2 separate regions of the Homo sapiens genome follow, and region 2 is linked to region 1. A link is a contact called in ENCODE Hi-C or POLR2A ChIA-PET data. All regions are on one chromosome and are shown on one strand. Each heading gives the region's core, a stretch centred on a gene start or an enhancer-like site at or near the end of the contact. The rest is flanking DNA. Distances are from core to core; before and after follow the strand shown. Region 1 overlaps SLC12A7 (solute carrier family 12 member 7). Region 2 has its middle 28 kb from the start of SLC12A7.

The links. Hi-C counts contacts between places; a loop is a spot of excess contacts on that map. ChIA-PET counts read pairs that join two places held with the same protein, here RNA polymerase II (POLR2A). Pooled maps may share reads with other maps.
Region 2: a map of heart left ventricle shows a loop between it and region 1 (3-fold over the local background). The contact joins two enhancer-like sites. A Hi-C loop is called at or near these places in 8 of 168 maps with a recorded cell type or tissue (Right ventricle myocardium inferior, body of pancreas, heart left ventricle and 2 more) and 5 of 50 pooled maps. POLR2A ChIA-PET finds 5 or more read pairs at or near these places in 3 of 52 experiments (H1, PC-9 and naive thymus-derived CD8-positive, alpha-beta T cell).

What each region holds. Positions count from the first base shown.
Region 1 is chr5:1,089,234-1,092,572 of GRCh38, forward strand. All of the region lies in intron 3 of SLC12A7 (solute carrier family 12 member 7), which reads right to left. Among named protein-coding and RNA genes, the nearest start is that of SLC12A7, 21 kb to the right of the region's middle. Within about 2 kb of position 1,479, at least 4 of the 41 ENCODE cell types and tissues checked have a DNase peak (open chromatin) inside an H3K27ac peak, as active enhancers do; they include body of pancreas, where a contact is called at or near this core.
Region 2 is chr5:1,138,224-1,141,721 of GRCh38, forward strand. It overlaps a transcript of SLC12A7 not described here. Among named protein-coding and RNA genes, the nearest start is that of SLC12A7, 28 kb to the left of the region's middle. RefSeq lists an enhancer at 2,271-3,114. Within about 2 kb of position 2,233, at least 3 of the 41 ENCODE cell types and tissues checked have a DNase peak (open chromatin) inside an H3K27ac peak, as active enhancers do; they include body of pancreas, where a contact is called at or near this core.

The sequences.
Region 1 (3,339 bases), core at 229-2,728:
CAGGAGGGGGCAGGAGTCCTTCCCAGAACAGATGGAGGTTCAGAGAGAGGCCCAGGACAGGACCCCTGACCATCCCGGAATGAGGGCTTAGGGGAGGGGAGCAGAACCACATGGTTGGCAGAGAACCAAGATGCAGCTGCTCCGCTGTGCCTCCCCGACGGAGGGAAACCTGTTACACTGGAAAAGTTATGGAAAAAACAAGAGGGAGAACGAGAGGGCCCCCGGCTCCGTTCCCTGGATGGCTCAGGGCCTGAGATCTGACACCCTGGGAGAGCCTGAGACTTCAGGAATGGAAGCAGAGCCAGCGGAGGGATGAGACGGCTGCTGCCCATAAAGCTAAAAAAAAAAAAAAAAAAAATCCACAGCTCAGCGTCGGCCCTGGGCAGAAACTGACACATCTTAACCGGGCACGGAGGTCACCACGAGATAACAGCAAAGGTTCAGATATCCACGTGGGGGCCACCCCGCCTGCCCCAGCACGGAGCAGGCAGCCTGCTTCAGACACCTGTGCCAGAGAGGGGGACACACCCTGTGCCCTGAGAAAACCCACATGGGCAAGGGTCAGCAGCACAGCCAGGAGCAGGCCAGCGCCTGCCAGGCAGCTCCCCAGCTCCACTCGGGACGGGCCAGGCTGGGGTAGAAGTTTCAGCTCCATCCCCACTGCCTGCTCAGCCCCACTCCCGCCATGAGCAGAGGCACGTGGCTCAGACCTGGAGGACGGCTGGTGCCAGCACAAGGTGACGTTTTAACAGGAAAACGTCTCAAGGTCAATACGGAAAAGGGGGAAGGTTTTATTTGAAGACACTTCCTGTGAACAGTGGCCACAATGTGGATCAGAACAGGCCCCGTGCGGGGCTTCGATCCTGGGGTTCACACAGCCCAGGCCTGGGGAGGATGGGAACAGGGGACCAGGTGAGGGGCAGCTCCCAGGGAGAGCACGCTGAACACCACATCACAAAAGCAAACAGGGTGGCTTCTGGGGTCACCGTGCCGGAACGCCTCCCACAGACTGGCCAAGGCTGGGGCCAGGGCAGGGCTCTAGGGCTCCACCAACTTTAGGACCCTGGGAAAAATAATGTAAGAGCAGCTCGGAGCGTGGGAAGCCCTGGATCTGAGAGCCTGGGGGATTCACTTGGTTCCCTGAGCCCTAGGTGGGAAGCAACAGGGGAGCGACTTGCTTCTGACGGGGGCCCTGGAGAGGAGAGGGTGACGGGGCTGGGGGCCGCTGCTGGGCCCTCCAAATCTGGGTATGCTTTGTTCTTGGTGCAAACGAGAGAAGCGGTGGCGGATGGTGGAGAACCGGCTTTGGGACATTCTCATTGGATAAAACTGAGAGCCCAGGGCAGAGGTGACAGCAAGGCTCCAGGGACAATTGTTGCTGTGACTTCCCAGCGAGGCTTCAGCTAACGCAGGAGCCGACAGGCAGAGCTCCAGGCAGAGACGCGGTCCACACAGGGGCCCCTGCCCTCCAGGCTCAGCCTCAAATCCCGCAGCCCCGTGACAGGCGAGTCAGAAGCTGGTTCTCGGCCAAAGGCGGGGGATCCTGACTCCTCACGGAAGGGCATGGCCGGCCTTGGCCTCTTGGTTCGCGCCTAAAGGCAACTTTTAAGGCTCAACCTGACCCAATTTCAGGCGCGGGAGGCTGGAGATGCCTGGGCCCTTGAAAAGGCTCCTCAATGGGAGCAGGTCTGCTGGGGATGAGCCTCTGAGCCTGGCAAAGAGGACCAGGGGCGGCCCCTGCCCTTCCACCCCAGGGGCCGAGCCACGGTCCCCTAAGGGAGCCGAAGGAGTCACTGCCAACTGAAACCCGCCACCGTCAAACAACAGGCCTGCTGGGGTCACGGGCCCTGGTCCCTCCACGACTGAAACGCAGGCAGCATCAGCCTGGGGTACCTGCATATTGTCCCTGAGGGACAGAGGCCTGAGAGCCACCAGCCTGGGGGTAGGGTTGCCAGGGAGGGCCAGGGAGAGCCTTCCAGGTGGGAACCTCCTGGGCCCTGGCCCACAGTGTGCCATGAACAAACACACCTGCCTGGACGTTTCAGTCATGTCTCAGTACCAAGTAGGGTGAGAGAAGCTGGGGTGTGCTCTCTATGGGCACCTCATGGCAGGCTGGGCTCCATCAGGCAGAGGGGTTGGAGCTGGATGTCCAGGCCAGTGGTGCCTGAGCCCAGCCGAGCTGGAGCTAAAGCCTGTTCCCGGAGCACTCGGACCAGGCCCGTGGGAAGACACCTGCTCCCTGGAGAAAGCCAACATCTCCCTAGGACACAAACTCCAGCACACAGGCGGACAGACAGGGAAGGCCTGTGGCTCCTGAGTTTTGGTGCCAGAGTACCAGCCTGAGCCCATGAGGCCTCAAGGTAGTGCCCAGCATGCGTGAAACCCCAGAAAGGTGCTGAGTGCTGAGCCCGGCAATACCCAGTTCCACAGCGTCCACGTGCGGAAAGGTACTGAGTGCTGAGCCCGGCACACCACCACCCAATTCCGCGGCGTCCACGTGCGGCACGGCAATACCCAGTTCCGCAGCGTCCACGTGCAGAAAGGTGCTGAGTGCTGAGCCCGGCAATGCCCAGTTCCACACCATCCACGTGCAGAAAGGTGCTGAGTGCTGAGCCTGGCAACACCCAATTCCGCAGCGTCCACGTGCAGCAGTGATGGTCCCACCCCAAGGGCTGGCCGAGCTACAGACAGGGGGGGCGGCCACAAGCTCCCCGAGCCGGGAAGGACCCAGCAGGGGAACCAGAAAGAGGTCCAGAGATGCAGCTTCTGAAGAGGCCACTACCCTGTCCTGGGACAACAGCCAGGGCTGAGGGCCCTCATCAGGCCAGGCCCCACCCCAAGGTGGTCTCACGGTCACGTCCCTCGTCTCCGGTTACTTCAACCCCAGATTGAGGCTTCTCAAAAACAAAACCAAATGTCTTCAAGTATTTTGGAAATGCAGTATTAATTCCGCTGTGTTTACAGTAAAAGGAAGGAAAGAGACATCTTGAGCGGCCTGACTTCCCGACTGCTGTGTGGGACCCAGGTCAGCAGAACACTGGACGCTGGCAGGAGGCACTCAGGGGTGGCGTCGACGCAAAGCGCAGAGCCCAGGCTGGGAGGATGCAGGGGAGGGCAAGGAGCCGGCCGACGGACGCCCCACTTGGTGGAGGTCACACGCAGCAGGGGGGCCCACCCTCCCTGGACCTGGGGGCGCCTGGCTCAGCACCTCCTTCCTTCCTGCTCACTGGCCTCTACCTGGCACTACAAAACCCTCCCTTCTGAGAAGATAGGGATCTCCTGATGGTATTTTTAGAGTTAGAAAGTTAAGGAAAATAATAGGGGAATTTAAAAATCACC
Region 2 (3,498 bases), core at 983-3,482, 50 kb after region 1:
TGAAATGAACCCCAGGGCACCACCCACTGCCGGCGGGGTGGGGCAGGGCAGGGCGGCTTTTATTCCCTTATTTGACCCCACCCACATCCTGCTGATTGGTCCATTTTACAGAACACTGATTGGTTCATTTTACAGAGTGCTGATTGCTCCATTTTTACAGAGTGCTGATTGGTGCATTTACAAACCTTTAGCTACACACAGAGCTGCTCATTGGTGTGTTTACAATCCTTTAGCTAGACAGAAAAGTTCTACAAGTCCCCACCCTACCCAGAGGCCCAGCGGGCTTCACCTCTCAACCTCATAGGGCCTCCTCCTCTGTGTGCCTCTCTCCTCGTCTGTTTCTGATTTGCCAGTGGGCTTAGAGCCCGCTCACATAAACTGGGGCGACTTCAGCTGGAGATCTTTACCCCACATGCAAAGATTCTTTTCCAAATAAGGTCATATTCTCGGGTTCCAGGAATCAGGACATAGATGTAGCTCTTTGGAGGCCACCGTTTAGTTTACTACAAACCTTGAAACCAAAACAGGATCAAGGTCCAAACTTAGAAGGACTTGGGCTCCAGAGAGAGGCCCAGGAAGCTAAGCCCCACTGCCCGACACAGCCCTGTGTGCACAGTGGGAGCCCCAGGGTGTCTGTTCAACTGCAACACACAGCTTTCTACCAGGTCCTTAACACATGCTGGGTCCTAACATGTGCCCTGAGGTGAGCCGGGGATACTCGACTCCAGGGCACTGGCCAGAAGCCTTGGACCTGCACCCACCACCCAGGCCTCTGAAAGGAGAGCAAGCTGAAGTCTTGACTTTGAAACAGCTGCAGGGGTCGCCCCTCACCCAAGCTTGGGGTGGGGGGGGGGCTCTGGGCGGCAGCAGGTGCACTTTGGGAGCCTCCGATGGTCCCCACAGCTGGGCTCCCTCCTCATCCCCATGGGCGTAGCCCACCAGGTGGCTGCTGAGTCCTCATGGTCCGTAGGCAAGAGGAAGGGGGAAAGTGTGAGCCCTTGGCCTCCACGGCAGCCGGCTGGGATCCTGGCGGGGGACCCTCGCTGGTAACAGCATCTCCCCAGGACGTGCGGCCCCAGTGCCTGCACCCAAGCCCAGCCCTGGTGGGGAGCAGCCCCTGGAAGGCAGGAACCACTCCAGGCAAATGCAGCTGGTGCTCAGCTACATCCTCACGAGGGCCCTGGGCCCCAAACCAAGAGGCGGCTCAGCCTGACAGATGCGGTTCTGGGAGCTGGGGCGGTTGACACTGCCTGGGCCTTGCCGGCTTGGCCTTCTCTGAGGGGTGGTGTCCACACAGCAGCAATGGTGCCACATGCCGGAACCTGGAACCGAGGTTGCCTCGAGAACTGTTTGGGCAGTGGCCCTAGCGGGTGTGGGTGCCGGGAAACAGGAGGCAGAGTGGCCCCCATGTTCCTCTGTAGGCGTCCGCACAGCCTGCCTTCCCCGAGTGCACACGGCGAGCTTGCTTGACCCTGGGGTGGCCACGGCCCACTTTTGTGACCCACGTCCCTCCTCCCGGCAGGCCCCGTGTCTTTGGGGAAGGTGAGTAATTCTGAATCTGGTTCCCGAGCCCCACTTCCCAGTCTAGGGCCACTACGTCCCCACGGTTCTGGGACACTTGCTGAGACAAAGGCAGATTTTGTGAGTCAAAAGGGACTTTCCACATCTCCAAACGGCGTTTCCGGATGCATGGGCCTCAGGGCTCTGATCCCAAGAAGTGCCAAGAAGACCTCTGTGGTCACAGATGCGGACCAGGCCGGGACATGCTGGAAGGTGTCAGGACACGCCCGGCCTGCACCTCTGTCTCCCAGAGCATCCCAGGTCTCAGGGCATCAAACGCTCCGAGGTCGGTGACCAGGCACCACCGCCTTGGCCTCAACCAGCACCCCAGAGGCGCCGTCCTGCCCTCAGAAGGCCCCCCAGAAACGCTGTTTCCCATCGCTGGCTGGCTGTCTCGTACCAGCCGCTGCAGCCCCGGCCCACCTGCATGCAGGGAGCAGGGCCCCATGGGAACCCAGGCAGATCCCCCTCCTGAGAAAGGTGGCCCTGCCCCAGCCAGCACATCCCAGGCGATGAGGCATGTGATCCCCATGGCCCCTCGGGTGAATCCTGACCGCCAATCTGCACACACAGCCACACCTGCGTCTCCATCTCCCTCGGTTCTGTTCCCCCCCACCGGGTCTGGAAGACACTGGTAAGCAGGGGAGGAGGAAACAGGTGCAGCTCCAGCGAGGCGGTGCTCCCTGCTGGTGAGTGGGTGCCCCCTGCTGGTGAGGGGGGGTGCTCCCTGCTGGCTTCCCCTCCCCACAGCTGTCCCTGGAGGGAGGCGTCATTCTGTAAACAGGGAGATGGGGTTCAGGACGGTGCCAGCATGCCCAGCAATCCCGGAGTTCCCCGTGCTCAGGAACTCGCACCGCTGGCTCCACGCTCTCTACTCCAGTGGGACAAGAAAGCTCTGCTCACCAGGCAACGAGAGGCGCAAGGGCGGAGCCCAGGGCCCCGGGGAGGGCTCAGGTGGCTGGCGGAGGGGGTGCAGGGAAGGGAGATTCACCCAGGAGGGCCATTGACAAGCACTGGCTGGGGAGGGATGTGGTCACTGCACCGGCATGACAGCTCGGAGTAGCTTCTAGGTGACCACGCCATGGGAGAATGTTCTGAGGGGAACCCCTTGGGAGGCTCAGCATGAGGCAGAGCCGTTGGGGGCTGCAGCCAAGGTGGGCAAGCTGGGCCTGGGCCAGTTCAGAGCAGCCAGGCTGAGGGGGAGGGTGGACACGGGACGTTTATACCAATACGCTCGGGCCGCTGTGGAAATGAGTGCAGCCAGGCTGTGCACACCACAGACACGTCTCGAAGCCTCGGGCCTGAAGTCCCAGGTCAGTGTGTGGCTGGGCTGCTCCCCTGAGCTGTAGGCGGGCACCGGTTCCGGCCTCTTCTTGGCTTGCAGGCCCCAGCTTCTCCCTGTGTCTCTGTATCGTCCCTGCTCTGTGAGTGTCTATTTCTGTGTCCAAATTCCCCCTTTTAATAAGGACACCCGTTATATTGAATTAGGATGCACCCCTGTGAGCTGTCACTTGATGACCTCTGCAAACAGCTCCCTCCCAATACCATCACATTCTCAAGTGCTAGGCAGTAGGACCCCCAGTCCTCTCCCAGTCCTAATGGAGAGATGTCACTGAGCCTGTAACTTGGCTGTCCCAGCCGTCCCTGCTGCCACGGGCACCACAGCCGCCATGGGCACCAGAGCCGCCACGGGCACCACAGCTGTCCCTGCCTCCCTCTCTGTGCTCTCCCCTGGCTTGTTTTCTGTATCTCCTGGGATGGAGGCTCCCTGGGGACTGTCTTCCCCACTGTGTCCTCAGCACCCAGACCTCACTGGGACAGCAGCCACTAAGCTTGTGTGGTCACTGAAGTTTATATTTAAGTTAAAATTTTTTTTAAAAAATGAAGAATCCAGGTCCTCAGCCACAGCAGCTACAGCTCAAGTGCCGATAGCCACAT